2 separate regions of the Homo sapiens genome follow, and region 1 is linked to region 2. The links are chromatin contacts, found by Hi-C or POLR2A ChIA-PET in ENCODE. All regions are on one chromosome and are shown on one strand. Each heading gives the region's core, a stretch centred on a gene start or an enhancer-like site at or near the end of the contact. The rest is flanking DNA. Distances are from core to core; before and after follow the strand shown.

Region 1 (6,840 bases), core at 4,116-6,615, 670 kb after region 2:
TGACCTCAGGTGATCCGCCCACCTCAGTCTCAGAGTCCTGGGATTACAGGCATGAGCCACTGTGCCTGGCCCCAAACTCAACTCTTATCCTTTGTCCCAGCAGTTTCTCTCCTGTATGGCTGTCACACTTTACGGTATGTTTCAGCCCAGGCAGTCCAGCCCTCACAGACTTCATCCTTCATATCTAATTGACCCCCAATTCCTGCTGATTCTAACTCAGAAATGTTTCTGGAATCCAACCTGCTTTTCATCCTTAGGCTGTTGCCCTGGGTCTAGACCTCATCAGCTCATGTCTGGACCACTTTCATAGCCTCCTGAAACTCGCTCCCTGCCCCTAATCTCATCCCTGTCCAATGTCAACTCCACCTAGCTGCCACGGGCATCTTTCTAAAATGTGTATTGGGTCATCTCACTCTCTGCTTAAAGCCCTTTTACAGGGTTCAGCAGGTTCAAGGGTTCCTCATGAATGCCTAAAGACTGGCAGGTGGGATCCAGGTACCCCATTCCCTCCACATCCCAAGAATTCTACTTTGATATGTTTTATACATTGGGAGATTCTCTATAGAATTTCTTTTGAGAAAGGCAGCTGCTACCCCTAAAAAAAAAATCTAGTAAACCAATGGTCTTTTTTTTTTCTTTTTAATTCTTTTTCTTTCTTTTTTTTTTTTTTTTTTTTTTTTTTTGAGACAGGGTCTCACTCTGTTGCCCAGGCTGGAGTTCAGTGACGCAATCAAGGCTCACTGCAGCCTCGACCTTTGGGATCAGGTGATCCTCCTACCTCAGCCTCCTCAGTAGCTGGGACCACAGGCACACACCACCATGTCTTTTGTATTTTTGGTAGAGACAGGGGTCTCACCATGTTGTCCAGGCTGATCTCAAACTCCTGGGCTCAAGCAATCTGCCTACCTTGGCCTCCCAAAGTGCTGGAATTACAGGTGTGAGCCACTGCACCCGGCCCCAGTGCTCTTGATGGATGTGTAGAGACAAGCCAGTTGGTTGGCAACACCAGCAGCCCTCCCCTAGGCTAGCAGCACGCTGCCTCAGTGGGTGGAAGCCTGGACGTCCAGCTGAAACCAATGCAGATTTCAGCTGAAAGGAGAACGTGCCAGCACGGCTGGAAGCCCGACTGCACAGCTCAGCATCCTCCAACTTGGTTGGGCTCCCCCCTCACTATGCTTTTCGAGGCAGAGGAGACCAGGGTGCTTCCTCTCAGATGCAACCCTGGTGCATCCAGGCCTGGTTGCCCTGACCAAGCTCACCCCTCCACAGGATCATGAGAATTTCTGGGGGGCCATGTGCCTCTTGCTTTGAGCCTGCTCCACCTATTGGGGTGTTTGCTGTATTCCACTCAACAGGAATAAAGCAAGTCTAGTGTCAAGCAGCGCAGCAGCGTCTCTGATCCGAAGTGAAAGCAAGAACCCAGGCGGCTCCCGGCTGGAGGAGAAAGTCCATTCGGCCTGAGCTGCCTCCAGCCTCTCTTCACGACTACCGCCCATGCTTCATGATCACTGCACACATGGCCTGCAGGTGGGTTCACCCAGCCCGGGCTGATCACGATTTTCCCAAACACAGAACAAACGCTCCCCACTCTCTACTCTCTCTGGCAGAGGGTTCCCTTGTTTGGAATGGCCTCTTCTGCCTACCCCAACCCTCCCCATCCCAAAGGCATGGCTTGGACTCCCCTCCTCCATGAAGCCTTCCCCACTGCAATTGCCACCTTGTCCTGTGAACACATGGTGCCAGCGTTCCCATAATCCACCGACCTCATGACATCTCTTGTGTTGTGATTTAATTTTTTGGACTTCTGCCTTTTTTCCACAACTACACTACAGACTTTTTTTTTCTTTTGAGACAGAGTTTCACTCCCGTTGCCCAGGCTGGAGTGCAATGGTGCCATCTCGGCTCACTGCAACCTCCGCCTCCTGGGTTCAAGCAATTCTCCTGCCTCAGCCTCCCAAGTAGCTGAGATTACAGGCGCCCGCCACCACTTCCAGCTAATTTTTTGTATTTTTAGTAGAGACGGGGTTTCACCATGTTGGCCAGGCTGGTCTTGAACTCCTGACCTCAGGTGATCCGCCCGCTTCAGCCTCCCAAAGTGCTGGGATTACAGGCGTGAGCCACCATGCCTGGCCCACTACAAACTTTTGGAGGCAGGGTCATGTGTTATTCCAAAAAATATACTATCTTATGCACATAAAGGGGCTTGGTGACTATTTGCTCAAAGAAAGGAGGAGGAGGCCGGGCGCAGTGGCTCACGCCTGTCATCCCAGCACTTTGGGAGGCCAAGGTGGGTGGATCACCTGAGGTCAGGCATTCAAGACCATCCTGGCCAACATAGTGAAACCCCATCTCTACTAAAAATACAAAAAATTAGCTGGGCGTGGTGGTGCATTCCTGTAGTCCCAACTACTCAGGAGGTTGAGGCAGGAGAATTGCTGGAACCCGGGAGGTGGCAGTTGCAGTGAGCTGAGATCGTGCCATTACACTCCAGCCTGGGCAATAAGAGCGAAACTCCATCTCCACAAAAAAGAAAGAAGGAGGAAAGAAACGAAGAGAGGGAAGGAAGGAATGATGGCGGTCAACCCACTTTGTATAATTCTCTAGCTGTTGCCCTCTGAGGGTGTGGGGATCTCTTTTCTTTCTTAAACTAAGCTTCATAAGAGTTTGTCACTTGTGGGACTTCTCAGCCTCCCAAGGAGATCAAAGGGAGCCTTGGCTTCTGCCCTCCACCCCGACCCCTGACTGCTTTTCCAGATGGCAACCTATTCAAGACCAGGGGAGGGGGCTACAGCTGGCCTGTGAGAGGGGACACAACTCGGTGTGCAAGGGAGCCATGGGAGGAGCCAGGGCTGCTCCCCACTCCAGACAGGTCTGTGAGAGAGGAGCACAGGGATTGCACCTAGCAGTGGAGCCATGGGGACCTGGAACTGGCGGCTCACCCCGGGCAAAATCATGGTCCTCTTGCTCCTGCCTCTGGGGTTCTCCGCTGTGCTGTGGGCTCTCAGCCGCTGGCCACAGACAGGCCCTTCACCTTGGTGGCGGAGCAGTGAGCTAGATAGAGCCTCCCCAACTTCTCCCAGCCCCCACTTCTCCAGCCCCCACTTCTCCAGCCTCCACTTCTCTAGCCCCCACTTCTCCAGACCCCACTTCTCCCAGCCCCCACTTCTCTAGCCCCCACTTCTCCCAGTCCCCACTTCTCCCAGCCCCCACTTCTCTAGCCCCCACTTCTCCCAGTCCCCACTTCTCCAGCCTCCACTTCTTCAGCCCCCACTTCTCCAGACCCCAGTTCTCCAGCCCCCACTTCTCCCAGCCCCCCCTTTCCAGCCCCCAGTTCTCCAGCCCCCAGTTCTCCTAGCCCCGACTTCTCCAGCCTCCACTTCTCCTAGCCCCCACTTCTCCAGTTCTCCAGCCCCCACTTCTCCAGCCTCAGCACATGGCAGGGAGGGGATTTCCTTTGGGGCCTTAACTGGGAATTGTTCTCTTGCCCCACGTCAGCTGGCTGCTGGGGGAGAGTGTTCAGTAGTTTCATTTCCCTCATTTGGAACGGAGTTTTTAAGAACCAAGAATTAAAACCGGAAAGAGGAGAGCCCACCGCCCACATTGGTACCACTCAACGCCTCATGATGCCCATCCTGGAAAAGCGGAGGGGTCAATGCAGAGGCTGAAGGCAGTGCGGGGGTGGGGTGGGGCTGGGGGCTCTTCCCCGCGTGTTTCTCCTCCTGGAGGAGGTGGCGGTCTCCAATCCTGAGATCAGCTCCTCTAGCTCCCTGCTGCCCATGGCCTCCCGCAGCCACTGACTCCGGTGACTGACCTCTGTGGGGACACTGCCTCTTCCTGTCCTGAAACACCGACAGTATCAACATATGATCAAAGAGTCCAGGTGGTGCAAAGATAACATGGAAGTGTCCTATCAGTGCCAGGGCGTGGAGTGGGACAGCGAGGGGAAGGGGCACCCATAACTAACCATGGTCTGGTCCAGGGCCGAAAGGACCTTGGGGAAAATGGGCACGCGGTGCTGGGAGAGTCCTGGGAGCGGGAGAGCACGAAGGGCACAGCCGCTGGGACAGTGCAGCCCAAACTTTCTGGAAGTGTGAACTGGACCCTCCTGGGGTGGGACCTGGCATGGGGTAGGACACTAGGGATCCAACAAGGAAAATAAGGCCATGCCAAGGAGGAGGCTGCAAGGGGATGGCTTTGTGGCTGACTCTGTCCAGCGTTTCCCATGGGGCGTCCCAGCTCATCTTTGCAGTTTTGCCTTCCCCCTGGACAGTGAGTCCTGCCAGGCAGGGTCTCTGGCTTGTTCACATTTGTATATATCCCCAAGAATACTTGGTCTAGCACCTTGTAGGGGCTCAGCACAGGCTAAAGTGTCATTTGCTCTAGAGCTGTTGGAGAGGTTGAGGACTTAGTCATTTGTGGTCATTGATAAGTCCTCTTTCTTTTCTTTCTTTGCTTTTTTCTTTTCTTCTTCTTCTTCTTCTTCTTTTTTTTTTTGACGGAGTTTCGCTCTTGTTGCCCAGGCTGGAGTACAGTGGCACGATCTCGGCTCACGGCAACCTCCGCCTCCTGGGTTCAAGCGATTCTCCTGCCTCAGCCTCCCAAGTATCTGGGATTGCAGGCATGTACCACCACGCCTGGCTAATTTTTGTATTTTTAGTAGAGACAAAGTTTCACCATGTTGTCCAGGGTGGTCCCGAACTCCTGACCTTAGGCGATCCGCCGGCCTCAGCCTCCCAAAGTGCTGGGATTACAGGTGTGAGCCACCGCGCCCGGCCGAGAAGTCCTTTCTCATAATTGGTGAATATAAATCCCGGAGTCCTCACCACAGGCTCCGGGCCCTGCATGATCCGGGCCCCGCTGGATTCGGCCCCTTCTCTGCTCCCTCTGACTTCACGCCCTATCACTCTGCTCCTCACTTCCTCTGCAAAAAGCCTAGCACCCTCCGGCAGCTCCTCCTTGGAGCCGGCTCTGGCTCCAAACAAAAGATACCCAAACAAAGGCAAGAAAGTGGTGAATTCCTAGAACCGGGAGGGCGCGGGCTCGGGGGCCAGCTGCAGGTTCCTGAGACGTGGGAGAGGAGGAGGAGTGAACACAGACCGCAGGCCAGTGAGTGGAGCAAGGTGCAAACTGCCAGAGAGCGGAGGCCCGGCCCGAAGACCCCAGACTCGCCTCCCGCCCACCCGCCCCCACGTGAAAAGGCACCAGATCCTAAGCGCTAACAGCGAAGGGCGGGACCGGCAGAGGGCTCCCTGCGGCGCCTCTCGAGGCGCGAGCGACCGGAAGGAAAGGCGGGAGGCTCAGCAGCGCGGCGGTGGGAGGAGCGCGCCCTTGCTGATTTCATGGAGGCCCGGGGCCGCGGGCGCTGTTCTCCTTCCTGTGCCGAGTGTGGTTTGCTATCAAGCGGTGGCAGTTCAGCCACAATCAGGGGCAGGGGGAGGGAGAGGCCCCCCGAAGAGGCAGAGGCCCTGCCTCGGCCGCCCTGAGCCTGGAAGGTGATTGGCTAGAGCGACTCCCGGCCGGGAGCGGAATGAATGGCGGGGACCGGGGCCTCTGGGTGGTGCGAGGTATGTTGGGAGGTGCGGGTTTTAATCGGCAGTTGGGCAGTTTAGCCACACGGGCCGGGGGCAGGGTGGGGCTGGCAGAGAAGGGAAGCTGGTGAGGCGGAAACAGGGAGGAGTAGGTTTTTCTTTCTTCTCACACCGGCAAACCAGAGGAAGCTTAACCTATCGGAACCAATTACTAGCATGAACCTAGCACTGAGCTCAAAGGCTGAATTTTAGACCTTTCACTGCTCCCATGCACACCCTGCCTGGTCACGGCTTCTCACCGTCTTTACCAAGATCAGTCACACCTGTGAAGCCCTGCTCATTCATCTCGCCAATTCCCTTCTACAGGACCCAGTGCCCAGACGCCACTACCCAATTCCCCCAGCCTTGGAATCTCCTCCTCTCTGCCAGGTCCTCACCACTGTGTTCTTGGCGATTTCACTAAAGATTCACCTCCTCAAAACTGGCCCCAATTAGTCCCACCCTGTTCAACCTACTATCTCCACTTAACGGCAAATGGCACCTGACACCCTCAGAAGTCAGACTCCTGGCAACTACAATTACCCAAAATACGGCAGAAAACTGTCTCGAAGCCCAGGCAACTGATTCTTGGGAGAAGCTGACTCATGCTTGGCCTCTACCTAGAGAAATAATTCATATTTAGAGCTGTGAGAATAGATAGCAAAGAGAGAGTAAGAAAAAAGATGCATAAATATGTACTAACACGTTTTTATAATTGCTTTTGTGTTCTTCCTGACAGCATCATGTTGCCTTTTAATATGGAGCATGTGCCATAGCTCTCCAGGAGAACCCCTCTGTGTCACAGCGAACCTCAGTCACTGACACTCAAAAGAAGGAATTATTTCAACTCAATAATAAACAAATAACCCTATTTTAAAATCAGCAAAGGGTGTTACCACATTTCCACAGAAGGTATACAAATGGCCAGTAATCATGTGAAAAGATGCTTGATATCATTTGTCATCAGGGAAATGCAAATCAAAACTGCAATGAGAGGCCAGGCGCTGTGGCTCACACCTGTAATCCCAGCGCTTTGGGAGGCTGAGGCAGGTGGATCGCTTGAGCCCAGGAGTTCAAACCCAGCCTGACCAACATGGTGAAACCCCGTCTCTACAAAAAAATACAAAAATTAGCCGGGCACAGTGGCCTGTGCCTGTAATCCCAGCTACTCAGGAGGCTGAGGCAGGAGACTCACTTGAACCCAGGAGGCAGAGGTTGCAGTGAGCCGAGATTGTGCCATTGCACTCCAGCCTGGGTGACGGGAGTGAAACCC
Region 2 (7,550 bases), core at 4,781-7,280:
GAATACAAATGACTTCCTAAAATTCTAATAGCATTTCTTCAAATTCCAATTAAGTTTCCAAGTTTATCTTCTCTACCTACATAAGGATAATCTGACTGAAGGGCCCTGGCCAAAGCCTTCTGTGAACAGACAATGGTCATTCTCTTGGCAGGGGGTGGGGTGAAGAGGTTGTTTCATGTAAGGAGATTTTAGTATAATCCTGAGGATTTCCATATGGGATCCTACGGTTCTGTCAATACCACAAGTTCTTCAAAAGCAGAAAAGCAAATTTGGTTAAACTTAGAAACGTATCTCTAGAAAAGATTACTAATTTCTCCTTACCCCCAGCCCCTTCTCTCTAAAAGAAAGATGGATGGTTCTGGAAATGTCAGTAGCTTTCTGCCATCAGGGAAAAGTCCTCTGATAATTGTGTGCCGACGTTGTCTGGGAGCTCTTCTGGAGCTTACTTTACGTGCTTCTCAAACATGGGGATGGGAGTTGATGGGATCTGAGGGCACTTCCAGTTTGGATGTCCCGTCATCCAGAAAACCTCTCTCATACTTAAGGAAATGAAATGAAGGAGAGAAGGAAGCTACAGGGTATTTTAAATATATACCTTTGCATTAAAAAGAAACCCAAAAAACTCCGAAACAAAAAACCAACCCGTTTAGTTATAACATACCACCAGGGTGCGGATATGCATTTCTTCAAGGCCCTATTTCCATCAAAACTGTCTCCATTGTTAAAGGCATTCAAATATATGACAAGTACACTGTACAACAGACTAGCCCATGACTTGTGCCTTATTTTATCTGAATCTCACTCAGCCTCTCTCTTTTCTCTTTCGCTTAGTCTTTCTCTATCTCTGTCTCTCTCTCACACACATATACACCACTCTGTGCCCAGTGTTTTTTGTTTTGTTTTGTTTAATTTAGAAAAGGAGCCAAGTAGAGAAAAAGCAGCATAGATTAATCGAAGAAACAATGAACTAATGTTCAGCCCAGCTCCAGCCAGCTGTGGGGTCCTAAACCAAGTTATCTCAGTTTCCTCTTCCTCTGTGCTCTCCTTTGCAAAGTGGGAGACCATAACCAACGAGTTTATCTTATCGGTTGCTGTGGACCTGCAGTGAGTTAAATCTGCCTTTGAACACTGTATGAGAGGCTATACCACTCTCCGGATAGACCAGTTTACACGGGAGGCAGTTATTAGTCCTATGCTGATTTAGTACTCCATTATACCACACTCCAGGAATCTTAGGGTGGCTCTTCCATTAAAAAGCATTAATTCAGTGCCTAACTACCTATCATGGAGATGGTCAACTGTCCACATTTTAAAGGGAATTGGTTTCAACCTGTAGCTTTTATTCTGTTAAGAATTATCTATGAGAAAGAGATCAGTCTTGGTACCACCAAAACTGGGTAGAACGAATTCTTGATGTAGACTAAAGGGTGCTAATACCATTTCAGTATTCAGCAGGGACTGAGGTTTCAACAGCTTAGAACTGTGGTCTCAGAGGTCACGTGGTTCAACCTTATGTCCTGGGTATCTACCACCCTCTGACACAGAATCCTTGCTGGCTTCATTCAGCACCTTCCTGATTAAAAAAAAAAAAAAATTTCCACTACCTTGAGGCAGCTCTTTGGAATTTTGGACAGTTTCTGACAACTCATGTTAAGGAAAAACTTCCTGTGTTTGTCCATTGGTTGAATTTTCATCCATTGACTGTACTTGCCCACTGGGTACACAGAATAAGCCTGTTTGATGACTGCAGCTCCCTGGAGACTTCTGTTTTTCCAATGAAATGGCCCTAGATTGTACAGTTGTTTCCTGATTGCTGTGGTTACTCTCTTCTTTCCACATGCTGGTTTGTTCAGATTCCTTTAAAAGCGTGCTGCTAAGCAATGCCCCCTAGGCTCTCATGGAGGTCTGACCAATATGTCCACTTTCAACATACTTGACACTGTTCCTCTTCCTGCAGCCTAAGCTGGCATAAGCTTTTTTGACAGCATTAAATCCTTTCCTTTTAGTGATTGCCTTGGCACAGGCAGCATGCTGCTACCCTGCTGGAGTGAAAGCAAAAGATGCAGCGGAGTCTGGCAGGACCTGGACACCTTCATAGATTTATAAGCTGGGGCCTAGATGGAGGAGAAGACAAAGACAGAGATGTGAAGCTGCAAAGGTGGCTTGGGCAGGATGGTTGGGAAGGGAAGGGTTGGAACTTAGAGACAGTATCTTTGACATTGACTCTCTGACATTTCAATAAAAGAATGGGAAATCTGAGCCTTTCCCCATGGTCTTTGACTCCGAAGCCTTTTAAGCTCTTCAAAAGGCAAGTTAACTTGGAGCTGGAAAGTGAACAGCTTTACCTGCTAGTATTTTGTTGAAGTAACTTCTTCTATTCGTCTATCTAACTATCGATAGACAGACAGATAGGACAGATATAGATAGATAGATAGATAGATAGATAGATAGATAGATAGATAGATGATAGATAGATAGATAGATATAGTGTGTGTGTATATATATATATATTTAATGAGGAAGTTGGAAAATTAGATCCAATATTGTGTCCTATTCAATGGCAGCTGCTCACTGCACAAAGTAAGGAAAACTTTGAGGAAATAAAAGTTGCTTAGAAAAATCCAGATGTCAGGGCTGGGTGCAGTGGCTCACACCTGTAATCCCAGCACTTTGGGAGGCTGAGGCGGGTGGATCACGAGGTCAGGAGATCGAGACCATCCTGGCCAACATGGTGAAACCCCGTCACTACTAAAATACAAAAAATTAGCTGGGCGTGGTGGCACATGCCTGTAGTCCCAACAACCCAGGAGGCTGAGGCAGGAGAATAGCTTGAACCCGGGAGGCAGAGGTTGCAGTGAGCCGAGATCGTACCACTGCACTCCAGCCTGGCAACAGAGCAAGACTCGGTCTAAAAAAAAAAAAAAAGAAAAGAAAAATCCAGATGTCATTGCTTTGTATGTTGTGATGATGTGGTAGCCAGCTCCAAGAAGATGGCCTCCAGTGAGTCTTACTTTCTGGTATTCATATCCTTGAGGCTGATCTAAGTAACTGATCGGATATTATGGAGTATGCTATGGTCTGAATGTTTGTGTCCTTCTTAAATTAATACGTTGAAATCTTCACCTTCAAAGTGATCATATTAAGAGATGAGGCTTTTGGGAGGTGATTAGGTCTTGAAAGTGGAGCTCTTCTAAATGGGATTAGAGCCTTTATAAAAGATGCCAGATAGAGCTTGTTAGTCCCTTGCACCATGGGAAGATGTAGCAAGAAGGCTCCATTCATGAGGAATGGGGCTATTACCAGACACTGAATCTCTTGGTGTTTTTTTTTTTTTTTTTTTTTTTTTTTTTTTTTTTTTTTTTAAGACAGAGTCTTGCTCTGTCGCCCAGGCTGGAGTGCAGTGGCGCGATCTCGGCTCACTGCAACCTCCGCCTCCCGGATTCAAGCAATTCTCTGTCTCAGCCTCCTGAATAGTTGATTACAGGTGCCTGCTACCATGCCTGGCTAATTTTTATATTTTTAGTAGAGACGGGGTTTCACAATCTTGGCCAGGCTGGTCTTGAACTCCTGACCTCGTGATCCACCTGCCTTGGCCTCCCAAAGTGCTGGATATTACAGGCATGAGCCACCGCGCCTGGCCATTTTTTTTTTTTTAATTTTTATTCTCATGACTGTTAGATCACATCTGATGGTGTTTTGATCTTGGACTACTTAGTCTCTAGAGCTGTAATACATTCCTGTTGTTTATAAATCACCCAGTCTAAGGTATTTTGTTATAGCAGCCCAAACAGACTATGACAGAGTGTCACTTTTGAGACTAAGTGATGAAAGGCATTGTGGCTTCTTCTGTCTCGCCATCTTGAATCACTTGCTCTGTTGGACGTCAGCCGCTACGTCATGAAGACACTCAAGCAGCCCTATAGAAAGGTCTTCATGGTGAGAAATTGAAGCCTCCGCCCAATAGCCAGCATCAACTTACTAGCTATGTGAATGATCCATGCTGAAAGAGCCTCCCGTAGTCCCCCTGAAGCCTTCAGATGACTGCAGCCCTGGCAGGCTTCTTGACTGCAACATCATAATGCCCTGAGCCAAAACCACCCAACTATGCCGCTCCTGAATTCCTGACACACAGAAACTGAGATAATATTTATCGCTGTTTAACTTACTAAGCTAATAAGTTTTAAACCCTTAAGCTTTGAGGAACTTTTTTTTTATCCAGCAATAAGTAACTAATAAAGATGGGTAGAAAGGAGGAATGAAGAGTAAAGAGCCTTTATTCATTGTTCATATATGTTCATTTGCTAGGCACTTGCTGCCGGCACCTTAGGCTAAGGGTAGAACAAGTGCTGGGTTCACTGCTGCTTTTGTACACCGCTGACAACCAAATAGGGCTGTCACACAGAATGACAAGAAAAAAGGACACGTCCTCTTTCCTCCCCTTCCTCCTTTTTGCTTTTAGGGGAAGGCTAGGATGACATTGAGAACTCACACAAATTTTGTTTTTGACTCCTCAGTGTCCCCTGGGAAAAGGTGCATTGGCCTTTGTGTACTTGCTACAAGGCTGTGTATCCTTGAGAGCAGGACTCGGATCTTATTTATTTCTATCCCCGTTTCCTAGCAAGTGAACATATATGAACAATAAATGTTATCAAGGGAGAGGGCAAATTTCCCTCCCTGTTTCTTCTGAATTCTGAAGAGATTCCATTGTTAGAATGGTTTCTTACTGCAACCATCCCATTCACAGTCCATCAGCGAAGTCTTGAGAGTATGATGCCTGTCATGAGCCACTTTCACTACTAAATAAATTCCGTCCCTCTGTTAAGTTCCCGGCTGTTAGGACACCTCTGCCTTCAGCACCGTTTGACCCTTCTATCCCATTTTCTCTATGCAATGTTGCTTTAACTGTTGTTCAAGATCCCAGGATGCTTGATCCGGGAAAGCACAGAGGTCTGCTGCCAACATACCAACATACCTCTCTGTCAAGTTGTCCAAAATCACAAGAGAAAGAGCCCTGGACTAGAGCTAGGAGACCTGAGTTCTCGGCTGCTCTGTTACTGATTAGCGTCTATGTCCTTGGACAAGTTGCTTCCCTTTTTCCGGACCTCGGTTCCTTGTCCTAGATAGGTTCTAAAGTCGGTGGGTCCTTACAGTAAGTTAGGATTCTAAGGTGCAATCCAAAAGTAAAACCAGTGGTCAGTATACCTCTGAGTAGCTGTTAAGGTTACAATACGAGGTTCCTCGGCCTTCCCTTTGGTAGCCAATGGATACGGCCTCAGTCAGAGGCCGTCAGGTTTACTGGGAAGAGCCTTCCGGTTTTGAAAGACAGGATCTCCGGGTTTCCAGTTCTGTCACTCACTCGGGGTAACTTTGGGCAAATTCTCTCTGGACCTCCTAATAGGGAGGTCCTCGTCACCCCGAGGAAGTTCGAAGACGTGGGCAGTGACTTGGAAAGCTTCCCGAGATTCCCCTTCTATAACCTGGGTGGCTCAGACCGGGAGCGGGGTCCCAGCCGGCCGGTAATTCCGCCCGGAGGTGCGCACGAAACAAACCTGCAGCGCTGGCCGAGGGCGGCTCAGCTTCGGAGGGCGCGACTCCGGGTGAGTTCTTAAAGGGACCGTCAGAGTTTGGGTAACACCTGCGATGCTGACCGGGCGGGGACGCAGGCTTGAGGGAAATGAATGAATGAATGAATGAGCGAATGAATGAACAAACCTTCTCTGCCCACCCTTAAGTATACCATACTCGGAATTAATCAGTTAGGCTTAAAAATCTTGTACTATAACCCTCAAACTCTTGCCAAGTTAACCAGTGTCTCTATTTCATATGTCCTTCTGTAATGAAACCCCTCCCCCCAAGCCTATTACTAAGGGACGAAGAGTAACTTAACAATCAGCCTGGAGTGGAAGGCAATGCAGAGTTGGCACCCCTCCCCGAACTCCTCCCTCTCCCTCTCCCAGGCCCCGCCCTCCCCGCCCCCTGGGAGGTGCAGTTGGCTCCTCCTTAAGGCGGCTTTTCCCCGGTGGGGATCTACCCCCGGGGTCGCCAGGCGCTGTCTCTGCCGCGGAGTTGGAAACGGCACTGCTGAGTGAGGTTGAGGGGTGTCTCGGTATGTGCGCCTTGGATCTGGTGTAGGCGAGGTCACGCCTCTCTTCAGACAGCCCGAGCCTTCCCGGCCTGGCGCGTTTAGTTCGGAACTGCGGGACGCGCCGGTGGGCTAGGGCAAGGTAAAGGCGGGCTCCTCCAGGGCCACCCCGGGCCACCTGTGGAGTCCGAGTGTTAACTCCTTTGTTCTCAGAGCCACTTCAGCGGCCGCCCTTTTAAGCGAAGAGGTTCCCTTAGGATGCTCCCCGGGTACCCCTTCCGTTCCCCTGCCCTCCCCCGACCCGCCTCCCCCTTCCAACCCGAAGGTAGCAGCGCGGGGAGCCCGGGGCTCGGCGCGAGCCGCCTCCTCACTTCCCATTGGCTGAGAGCGCCGGGAAAGCGGTCACGTGGGAGCGCGGCAGGCCAGCTCGGGGGCCGCCATCTTGGCGGAAAGTTTCGGGGGAGAGCGGTTGGGGGCGCGGAAGGAGGCGAGGTTCCGGGGGTGGGGCGTGCGGCAGCAACTGGGCGAGCGGGCCGGGGGGCCGCGGCGAGCGAGGAGGCGGCGCGGCCGAGAAGGAGGACGAGGCCGCGGGGGTGCGGCGGCCCAGGGGAGCTCCTCCCCCGTCCCTTCGCCCCCTCCGCTCGGCTCCGCGGGCCCCGGGCGGGGCGGGGGTACGTGGAGCGGGGCCGGGCTGGGGAGCTGCTCCGAGTCTGGCCGGGGCGCACCCCAGTTCCGAGCGCACGCCGCTCACCGGAACTTTGTGGCGGCGCCGCAGGTGTGGGGGCCCGCGGAGGTGTGCATGCGGGGCGCGAGGGCGTCGCGGAGAGCGGCCGCTGCCCTGTCCGGCCCCCGCTGGAGCAGCCCGGAGGCAGCGAGCAAGGAGAAAGGCAAGCGAGAGGAGGGGGCCCGAGCAGGGCGGGCGGCCAGTCCCGCTGGTCCCCTCTCAGCGCTCTGCGGCCGCTGCTGGCTCAGGGGCCAAGGGTCGGAGCGCTTCACCCGCCCGTACCCAGTAGCAGGTGGGGAGTGTGGATACTTGTGCGGGGGAAGAGGCGGCCTCAGGTCTAGGCTCTTTGGGGAGGGGACGCTTTCGAGGAGAGTTTGGAAGCCGACTTCTGTCTGTTCTTAATTTGGAGGGGTACCCACTCCAAGGAAAAGCTTTCCACGTTGACAGACAACTGCTGCGTTTTGAGACTCTTTCTTTGACTTGGTAAAACTTTGGAACGTGGGGTTTTCAAATAGGCTGCGAGGGTTTTCTATTTCGATAGGGGAAAATGCTAGTTTAACATGATTCTATCCTTTTTCCTTTCCGTTGTGTGTTTTAAAGGTGTGTGCCCTCTTCCTGATTCTGGAGAAAAATGCCGGTCCGGAAGCAAGGTGAGAGTTTATTCCGTAACTCTGTTGTCGATGTCACTTGCTTTTCCGTGTGTCAGTTTTTTGATTGCCGTTTTAGAATCGTTTGTGTAACTTT

The links. A loop is a pair of places that touch in the nucleus more often than their neighbours do. ChIA-PET counts read pairs that join two places held with the same protein, here RNA polymerase II (POLR2A). Pooled maps may share reads with other maps.
Region 1: a map of OCI-LY7 shows a loop between it and region 2 (4-fold over the local background). The contact joins the promoter of LINC01063 here to the promoter of DLG1 in region 2. A Hi-C loop is called at or near these places in 1 of 168 maps with a recorded cell type or tissue (OCI-LY7), 4 of 37 single-sample maps with no recorded cell type and 11 of 50 pooled maps. POLR2A ChIA-PET finds 5 or more read pairs at or near these places in 1 of 52 experiments (T-cell).

Annotation. Positions count from the first base shown.
Region 1 is chr3:196,631,112-196,637,951 of GRCh38, reverse strand. It overlaps LINC01063 (long intergenic non-protein coding RNA 1063), which reads left to right and starts at 5,365. Exons shown (of 2, transcript NR_132101.1): 1 at 5,365-5,564; 2 at 6,307-6,448. RefSeq lists enhancers at 2,345-2,882, 4,943-5,697 and a silencer at 5,474-5,553.
Region 2 is chr3:197,297,092-197,304,641 of GRCh38, reverse strand. DLG1 (discs large MAGUK scaffold protein 1) reads left to right here and starts at 6,030. Exons shown (of 25, transcript NM_001366207.1): 1 at 6,030-6,106; 2 at 7,407-7,456. The coding sequence starts at 7,438. It overlaps DLG1-AS1 (DLG1 antisense RNA 1), which reads right to left and starts at 6,395. Exons shown (of 3, transcript NR_038289.1): 1 at 6,032-6,395; 2 at 5,550-5,664; 3 at 891-2,114. RefSeq lists silencers at 5,854-5,983, 6,474-7,103.